Linked DNA regions of Homo sapiens: region 2 is linked to region 1. A link is an interaction called in ENCODE POLR2A ChIA-PET data of the cell type or tissue named here. Cell type or tissue: PC-9. All regions are shown on one strand.

Region 1 (5,000 bases):
GTCTTCTCCAAATAACAGATCAGCCATGTAAAAATAGCCGTGGCTCAGCCCAGGCCGAAGCAAGGGCTGAATGCAGGCTCCAAGGCCACAGGGCGGGGGCTCAGGGCTCCCTCAAGCTCAGACTTGCCCTTTCCTGCTCCAAAACTGCTTTCTGGGGTCATACAGGCCATGTGTGCCATGGGGATGGCTCCGCTCACCATGGACAGGGGTCCTGGGGCTGCCCACCAGGACACCGAGGGCCCGTGGGGGTTCTGAGCTCTGGGCTGCCGTGAGAGGTGGACAGCACTGGCTTTCTGACGGCCTCCTGCCAGCCTGGCGAGGAGGAGGGAGTGAGGCCCTGGCCCAAGACCCCGAGGCAGGCGGGCTGGTCTGACCCCTCCCTCCCTGCTGTCACGGCCCTGCCCGCTCGGCCCTGGCTCCCTGCCCTGCCTCTCCATTGTCCTAGACCTGTGGGCTCAGCACACCCTCCACAGGATGTCCCTGCGGGAACTGCTGGGAAAGCCGCCCCTACCAAAACCAGGGGTGGGGCTGCCAGTCTGCCCAGAAAGCTCTCCTCAAACAAACAAAGACCACGGGATTGCGGGGTGGTGGGCAGGGGAAGCTTCTAGCTTGGAGGCCCAGCCCAGGCTGGTCTTTATTCTCAGCAGAGTTGCCTGCTGGCCTCTGTGTCCCCATCGGACACAGTCCACATGGGCAAGGCTTCGCCTATCCTGTCCCTTCTGCCAGGAACATTCTCTCAGCCCCCTCCCCGTCCCTACCCTGATTGTGTTCAGGCCCCTCCATGGCCTGTGACCTCCAGGGGGCCAGGCGGGGTCCTCCCTCCTGTCTGTCCTGAGCAGAGAGAGGGCAGCAGTGATGGATCCCACCTCCCTCCTGACCCTGGACTGCCATGTCCCAAGGGAAGACACTGAGGGGCAGGCTGGTCCAGACTGTGCCTTCCTAATTTGGTCTGTCATCTCGGGCAACTTCCTCCACCTCTTGGGGCCTCAGTGACCTCAGCTGTTAGATAGGGATGGACGTGGGGAGGATCAGGTGAGCTAAGGGCACGTAGGTGCTTGGGCAAGTTCATCAGGCTGGGGCCGGTGGGTGGGGACGGGGCGTGCCAGCTTCTGCCAGGAGTCCACCTGCAGTCCTGGGGACTTCTGCCCATCTAAGTGAGGAGCCAGAAACCAGGGAGGGGTTGAAAGAGCTAAGAAGGGCCCGTGCTTCCTGCTCCACTGTGGGCAAGAGGAGAGAATGGAGCATGATGGCCGGGGTCTGGCGAAGGTCTGGGTCACGTCCCTCCAGTCCCTCGTCACCCCCCCGGGAGGGGGCTTTTTCAAGGATCCTACCATGGTGTTGGGGGGCGGGGTGGAGAGAGCGCGCTGTGGTTCTCTGCCGCCTTCTAAACACCAAACCCTGTCCTGGTCTTTAGCCCAGTCCTCCCTCCACAGCCTCATCTCTCGCTGCTTCCTCTTGAGCATCCTCAGGCCATGGCCTGACCTGTCTCCTTGCTGTCCTCAGCAGGCCCTGAACTTTCCCTGACCTTGGGAACATCAGCTGGGACCTTCCCCCTTCCCAGCATGGCAGTCTGGGGAGTGATTTAGAGCAAGGACTCTGGAGTCTGCCAAACTGGGATTTAAATTCTGGCTCAGCCGCACACTCGCTGTGTGACATCACTTCTTTTGGCCTCCATTGTCTCCTCTGTAAAATGAAGAGAACAGAATCAAAAGAGATCATCTGTGCATATGTCAAGGCTGCATGCTGGGCCTTGCCTATATATCCATAAATAATAACTGCAGTTATCATGAACACTAAGCATCATGCCTCGTGAACCATTATACAATATTGCTGATCTGAAGTTTATATTTCAGCGTATATTCTTGATGTTAAGTATTATCTTAGCGGTAAACTCCTATGCATGCTTCAGTGCCCAGCTTTGTCACCACCGCCTCCGGGAAGCCTCTCTTCATTATCCTGGCAGGATCTGGAGCTCCTTGGTGGTTCCCCAACATAGGTTGTCCTTTAAACAGAGCAACCTATGAACAAGATCTGCCCCTGGCCAGACAGGGGGAAACTTCTCTTCTGATTCCTTCTGTCCACTTGCCACCTAGCACAGACAGGCACAGGGAGAACAATTCCTCCTCCTCCCCCAACATGTGTCAGTCCTGATGCAACTGGAAATCTCCCTCCTGCCACATTCTGATCTGATCTCAGGCAGGTCCTTGGAGGCAGGCCCAGCAGGAAAAATTCTTTTTCTAAATGTGAGGAAATAATTTCTGCCTTGACTAATTTAAACAAGGGCCCAGTGTTGACCAAGGCCGGCCTGCTCTGGGCAGGGTGTGGCATTAAGCACCTTGCACGTGCTATCCAGCACCCAGACCCACCCTGGAGAGCTGCTATTTTTATCTTCATTTTACAGATGAGGATGCTGGCATGTTGGCGCTGGCTCAGGCCAGCTCATGAGAGTCAATTGTTAACATTTCAGGAATGGTGTGTGAGCTAGTCGTAAAATACAACCATTGTTAAAAACTAAATGATATCGGCTTACAATTAAATAATTAGAAACAAGGTAATAACTACTCAAAAGTCCTCACTTCCTAATTATTTTGCTGTGTTTCAGCGTTATCTGTGGTCCTATGGTGAGTGGCGTCTGTTCTATTTGTGTGGTAGAAACACTGGACAATGGCGTGTCCCCGCACATCCCTTTCCAACGCCCATCAGTGACACGACGTGGGTAGCTTGAACTCAGCCAGGGCGGAGTGTTTACACCACAGAAATGGGCAAACACGGCCGGGCACGGTGGCTCACCCCTGTAATCCCAGCACTTTGGGAGGCCGAGGCAGGAGGATCACCTGAGATCAGGTGTTTGAGACCAGCCTGGCCAACATGGCAAAACCTTGTCTCTACTAAACATTCAAAAATTAGCCGGGCGTGGTGGCAGATGCCTATAATCCCAGCTACTTGGGAGGCCGAGGCAAGAGAATCGCTTGAACCCGGGAGGCAGAGATTGCAGTGAGCTGAGACGGTGCCACTGCACTCCAGCCTGGGCGACAGAGCGAAACTCCATCTCAGAAAAAAAAGAAATGAGCAAACACGCCACATCAGGGCTCCCCTCACCCTTTATCAGAGCCAGTTAAACATATATCAGCACACCACTGAAGGTGAGACACAGAATGGCTGTGGCCTGACTGAGGTCACCGGCTGGGAAGGAGCGGAGGTGAATTTGAGCCCAGGGAGTGTGCCTCATGCCCGGATTTGTGCACCCGCATGCTGATTCTCCCCAAGGCCTCTGGAATTAACAGGTCTGCTCGTACACCCACCACCCACGCGCACTCACTGGCCTGTTCTTGCTGGCATAAAAGAGGGGCAGTCACTCCTCCAGCCAGGTTCAGGGGAGCTCTGCCTGGCCCTCTCGCCTCTCTTTCACCTCTCTCTTTTCCTCCTTCCTCCCTCCCTCTTTCTCTTCTCTCAGGTCCCATCTCGCCAGGGTCTCAGGCCCACGGAGGAGCAGCCGGGACCACGCACACATTCAGCCTGGCGGTCAGAGGCCAACTGGCTGCCATGTCTGTCACTCCCAGCCTTTGTCTGGCCATCTGCCCATCAGCTGTGGGACTGCTTTCCAGGGGGAGGGATGGGGGGCCACCTCGCTGTGTGACCTAGGGTCCACCCTACCTTGCTCTGGGCCTCTTCATCCCACCTGGGACCTCCAAGGCCCCTCCCATCACTGGCAGTGGCCTCCCTGTGGAATCTTCTAAACCTCTTGTTCTGGAAGAACAAAGCCAGGTCACGGCCTTTGTTCGACATCCCCTCATGTTTTCCTTTCTCACCCATGGACGTCACAGTCATCACAGTGGGCTCCGGGGCCCCACCCCAGCCTCTTTCCTGCTCCTCCAACATGCTAAGTAAACTCCTGCCCCAGGGCCTAGGCACTTGCTGTTCTTGCCCCAATAATTGCGTGATTTGTTTCCTTACCTCCTCCAGGTCCTGGCTGAAATACCCACTTTGACCGCTCAATTTAAAATTGTGGTGGCCGGGTGCAGTGGCTCACGCCTGTAATCCCACACTTTGGGAGGCCGCGGCAGGTAGATCACTTGAGGTCAGGAGTTTGAGACCAGGCTGGCCAACATAGAGAAACCCCGTCTCTACTAACAATACAAAAATTAGCTGGGCGTGGTGGCAGGCGCCTGTAATCCCAGCTACTCAAGAGGCTAAGGCAGGAGAATTGCTTGAACCTGGGAGGCGGAGGTTGCAGTGAGCGGAAATCGCACCACTGCACTCCAGCTGCCTGAGCAACGGAGCAAGACACTGTCTCACAAACAAATAAAACACCAGCTAACTATATCAATAAATTTCTCTCAGCCAGGCACGGTGGCTCACGCCTGTAGTCCCAGCACTTTGGGAGGCCGAGGCAGGTGGATCACCTGAGGTCAGGAGTTGGAGACCAGCCTAGCCAACACGGTGAAACCCCGTCTCTACTAAAAATACAAAAATCAGCAGAGCGTGATGGTGTGTGCCTGTAATGCCAGCTACTCGTGAGGCTGAGGCAGAGGTTGCAGTGAGCGGAGATTGCACCATTGCACTCTAGCATGGGTGATAGAGTGAGACTGTTGTCTCAAAAAATATAAAATCGTGGCATCCACTTGCTCTCACACACACCCTTCCAAGCTCCTGTTTCAGCCCCTCCCACCCTCTGTAGCACTTGCCACCATCTGACAAGCTGTGTTATTGATTTGTTTATTTCTTTATTGTCTATTTCTCCTCATTCGAATGAAAGCTTCATAGGATAGGGGTTTTTGTCTCTTTTGTTGATTGATATATCCCAAACACCTAAAACGGTTCCTGGTGCATTGTAGGTACAAAAAAATTGTTGTTGTTGAATGACAAGACGGTAGAATGGACAGATGGATGACAGTGTTTTCAGCCATTAGGAAAGGCCCTGCGGCGCGCTGGGAGTGAGGGCAGCTGTGTGGTCTAGCAGGTGCGAAATCTGGAGTTCCAGGCCCAGTTCTGCCTGATTT
Region 2 (5,000 bases), 210 kb before region 1:
AAACACATACAGCTCAGGGAAGAAGGGGTCTATATTCAGTCCACTGGATTCAATTAAAAAAAAAAGGCCACAGTTGCCCTCGGCATAAGCAGTGTCAGTGTGAAGGTAAGGTGGAATCCATGCAGGCAACGCTGAGTGGACAAAGAGAAGATGAAGTGGAAAAACCCAAGTGGAAATTTTTTCTAAAAGTTTGACGGTAGATGGAAAAGTGTAGTAGTCACGGGTAAATGAAATTCAAGCAAGTTTTATTTTAATGGAAAAGGCTGAAAGATGTTAAAACATCCTATCTGTGTTTAAATGTTGATACGGATACCTCACACTACATCCAAATCCAGACAGATTACAGATATAAACAAAGAGGTATAAAACCTAACTAAAAGAAAACATAGAATAGTGTTTTTTCACATCAATTTGAGTGGAGGTGGTCCTCCTATGCAGGACACAAAACTCAACAGTCAAATAATGCTACACAAAATACTTTAAGGTTAGTACAGCAATAAAGTCTAAATACAAATGACTGGGAAAGAATATTTGCAAAATAGGGAGAAGTTTAAAATTCCTAATACAAACAGAGCTTCTGTAAATCAAAAGGGAAACTAAAACCCAAAAGTGACCATGCTTGACCTTCTACTTATATTCCTAAGGTATTAGGAGTTTTGAGAATGCCAAAGATGAAGATAACATCTTTTCTGAATGCTATCTAGAGATAAAATTAAGAGTTGGAAAGGGCTAGAAAGACCTCTCTTTCTCACAAAAGTCATGACTGCTAAAACACAAAAGTTTATAGTTCTAAAGGAGGCAAAACTAACCAACAGTATTACAAATCAGGACGATAGTATTTCTCTCTCTCTCTCTCTCTGTCTTTTGGAGCAGGAAGTGAGAGTAGTATCTGGGAAGAGGCATGGAACGGACTTCTGGTGTACTGGTAGAGGCATGCCGTCCGTAATATGTGCGTACTTTCCTGTCAATGTTATACTTCAATTTTTAAAACTCAGTAAATCCTGGAGTATCCAGTGACTGTTAAATGGGAGTTATGCTTGCATGCTATGAATCTGGAAATCACTGTGGGCCAGAGTGGTCTACAAGCCATGAATAAAAAGGAAACCCAGGGACAAGGTAGTGTCCTTGAGAGTAATGACTTCTATGTGTTAAGTCATGGAAAATAATGCATGAGCAGACTTGCTAAGATAGAGTCATTACCAAGAATAAGACTAAAAAAGAACAGAAAGAGCATATGAAAAGTAAAAACGCTGCATTTCTGAATCGGAATTAGATGAATATAAAATGACATTGCTTTCAAATATATAGTTCTCAGATCTATCCACTGAAAAGGTCTAGAAAAAATGAACAGCCCAGTAGTGCCCAGAATATGGTTTCTAAATATGAATTTATCACTAAAACGGACCAGGGCTCTTCAGAGAAATGGCTGACTCCAGGTCTAGAGCAAGAAATGTTAGGTTCATCTCACACATAGCAGACAAAAAGGAAGCTATCGAGTAATACTATGGTATTGTGGAAAGGACTCAAGAGCCAGCTTGAAGAGGCCTCCACTGGTCAAATATGGGACAATTTGAGTGTCAATAAAGTTAGTAACAACGAATGCTTGAAATATGCAAGTTTAAATCCATGAGTTTATAACTGTGAAATCAAAAACAAGAAACAAATTTATCACCACTACAGGATGCTGGGAAACCATTTTGTTATTCTGAAAACCAATTTTAAAAAGCAAAAGAATCAACATTTAGTGTGATCCTTTTTTATTACACAAATTATATTGCCAAGTAATCAAAATAGTAATTACTATTTGATCAAATGAGGTTTCTCTCTATAAAAATACTCCAGCTAAAAAATGAAAAATAACTGAAACATTGGCCATTTTATCATTTAATCCAGGCATTTTAAAAGACAACCAGATATTACAGTCTCCTGAAAAATGAACAAACCACCACATATGAAGTAATCTCACCTCACAAACCTAACCTGTTTGAGCCCCTAAGTACAATAACTAATTCACAAAGAACAGAAACAGAGAAACATGTTCAAGGACATCCCTGGGACACAATTAGCAAGATCTACTCTGCAGGATATTCTAAAGAACAAGACCTAGAATCTTCAGCAAATATACTGCAAGGAGCACAAAAGAGAGAAATGAATTCAAACTTTTTTTAAATTTATGACGATTATGACACAAATGAAAATGTGAAGAGTAATGAGACATTAGACAATATCCAGAAATTGTTGTTTCCTTTTTGAGTTTGGCAGTGGTGTTGTGCTGGGGGTTTTCTTACCATTTTTAGAGATACATACTGAAATATTTACAGACAAATGATCATGTTTAGAATGTACTTCACAGTCATTAGGGAGAGGGCTAAGATAGGTGAAACGAGGCTGATCCATGACCTAATCACTTCAGGGGCTGGGGGAGTACATGGAGGCCCATTATACCTATCTGTCTACTTTGGTATTATTGGGCATTTAAAATTTTCCTCAAAAGATTTTTTTAATCTAAAAATAAGTTTAATATAGCCTAAAATAATGTTTTCAGTATTGTCGATCATTATGTAAAAGTAAAACTTCACTGCACCTCAGCAAAATACAAATTCTCAGAATAACATTCCAAGACCCAACTAGACGTCATTTTGTACTTGACTACTAAGAAAATAAGCTACTTTTGGCCGGGCGCTGTGGCTCGCGCCTGTAATCCCAGCACTTTCGGAGGCTGAGACGGGCGGATCATGAGGTCAGGAGATGGAGACCATCTTGGCTAACACCGTGAAACCCCGTCTCTACCAAAAATACAAAAAAATAGCCGGGCGTGGTGGCGGGCGCCTGTAGTCCCAGCTACTCGGGAGGCTGAGGCAGGAGAATGGCGTGAACCCGGGAGGCGGAGCTTGCAGTGAGCCGAGATCGCGCCACTGCACTCCAGCCTGGGCGAAAGAGCGAGACTCCATCTCAAAAAAACAAAAAACAAAAAACAAAAACAAACAAACAAAAAAACAGAAGAAAAGAGGCTCCTTTTTTTTTTTTTTTTTCCTCCCTGAGACGGAGTCTCGCTCTGTAGCCCAGGCTGGAGTGCAGTGGCGCGATCTCAGCTCACTACAAGCTCCACCTCCTGGGTTCACGCCATTCTCCTGCCTCAGCCTCTCCGAGTAGCTGGGACTACAGGCGCCCACCACCACGCCCGGCTAATTTTTTATATATATATGTTTTTAGTAGAGACGGGGTTTCACCGTGGTCTCGATCTCCTGATCTCGTGATCCGCCCACCTCGGCCTCTCAAAGTGCTGGGATTACAAGCGTGAGCCACCGCCTAAGTGTACTTTGCCAAGACCAATTGTTGGCTAAGTCTAACTTCTACAAAGCCAAATACAAACTGAGGTTTACAGCCTAGTAACGATTTTCCTTTGTGTCTGGGTGACTGTGGTCTCCTGCTCCGGGAATGTGAGTTCCTGTCAAGTTTATTTATACAACACAGTTGGCTGCAAGGTATATGTCTGTAAAGTAACTATTTTTACTGCAGCTTCACTTTGAACTTCTGAGATCATAGATAGACAGACCCCTTTACCCAAACAGTACATAATTACTCCTAACTATTGAGATAATTTGTCAAAATAATTTTGACCTTATTATCAGAGGAATAAACTGCTGTTACCTTAAAACATAAAAATGCCACAAACCAAGTCACCAAAAGTAACTGCAAAAACGTTCCCGTCCTTCAACCTTCCATTAATTAATACTGAAAAAAGTCAAGCATAGCAATCACAAAGGTGTATTTCCTCTTTAGATTTCAAGATGCATCAAGTTAATAAATTTTACAAATTTCTGGTAAACTTTAAAAATTTGCTTAAAATTAGAATTTTTTATTTGTACCACGACACGGGCTACCGGCTAGCTGATTTCCTAATCAAAAACATTTTTGGCCAGGCACAGTGGCTCATACCTGTAATCTCAGTGCTTTGGGAGGTCAAGGTGGGAGGATCGCTTAAGGGCAGGAGTTCAAGACCAGCCTAGGCAACAGCAACATAGAGAGACCCAGTCCTAGCTACTGGGGACGCTGAGTCAGGAGGACTGTTTGGGCCCGGAAGTTTGAGGCTGCAGTAACCTAAGAAGGTGCCAATGCACTCCAGCTTGGAGCAAGACCATGTCTCTTGAATAAAAAAAAAAAAAAAAAAAATCAAGGCCAGGCTCGGTGGCCTCTAATCCGAACACTTTGGGAGGCCGAGGCAGGAGGATCGCTTGAACCTAGAAATTTGAGACCAGGCTTGGCACTATAGTGATACCCTGTCCAGGTGTGGTGGCTCACGCCTGTAATCCCAGTACTTTGGAAGGCTGAGGCAGGGAGATAACCTGAGGTCAGGAGTTTAAGACAAGCCTGGCCAGAATGGTGAAACCCCATCTCCACTAAAAATACAAAAATTAGCCAGGCGTGGTAGCGGGTGCCTCTAATCCCAGCTATTCAGGAGGCTGAGGCAGGAGAATCGCTTGAACCTGGGAGAAGGAGGTTGCAATGAGCTGAGATCGTGTCACTGCACTACAGCCTAGGCGACAAGAGCGAGACTTCGTCTCAAAAAGAAAAAAAAAAATTAGCCGGACATGGTGGCATGTGCCTATATAGTCCCAGTTACTCGGAAGGCTGAGGTGGGAGGACTGCTTGAGCCTGGGAAGTAGAAAGTGCAGTGAGCCAAAACCACACCAATGCACTCCAGCCTGGGAAATACAGAGTGAGACCCTGTCTCAAAAAACAACAAAACAAAAAATATTCCACCCAATTTATTTTACTGTGCTTCAAAAACATAAGGAAAATGAAACAGACAAGCCAAACAGATCAGAGATGATCCCTTAAAAAGAATTTGTCAATATGCTTCCCAAAGGGATTTGCTTGGCAGAATTCTGGACCACATTCCTAAAATAACACTTACTGACATTCTGCTACCTGTAATATTTCACCCTGCTTATCACAGCTTCTTCAATCACAGGCGTCAGGGTTCTTCAATATTAAGT

What was found. ChIA-PET counts read pairs that join two places held together with the same protein. Peaks named below come from ENCODE experiments on the same cell type or tissue, not always from the same donor. Only the 100,000 strongest peaks of a DNase experiment are listed, where the experiment ranks them.
Region 2: POLR2A ChIA-PET joins it to region 1 with 5 read pairs; 1 of 35 experiments calls an interaction of 5 or more read pairs at or near these places.

What each region holds. Positions count from the first base shown.
Region 1 is chr17:4,519,147-4,524,146 of GRCh38, forward strand. All of the region lies in intron 2 of SPNS2 (SPNS lysolipid transporter 2, sphingosine-1-phosphate), which reads left to right. Among named protein-coding and RNA genes, the nearest start is that of SPNS2, 23 kb to the left of the region's middle. In PC-9, no CTCF peak of the experiment used is centred here; a DNase peak (open chromatin) is centred at 2,245; H3K27ac peaks cover 3,493 bases.
Region 2 is chr17:4,312,786-4,317,785 of GRCh38, forward strand. All of the region lies in intron 1 of UBE2G1 (ubiquitin conjugating enzyme E2 G1), which reads right to left. Among named protein-coding and RNA genes, the nearest start is that of ANKFY1, 51 kb to the left of the region's middle. RefSeq lists an enhancer at 4,405-5,000. In PC-9, no CTCF peak of the experiment used is centred here; no DNase peak of the experiment used is centred here; H3K27ac peaks cover 1,620 bases.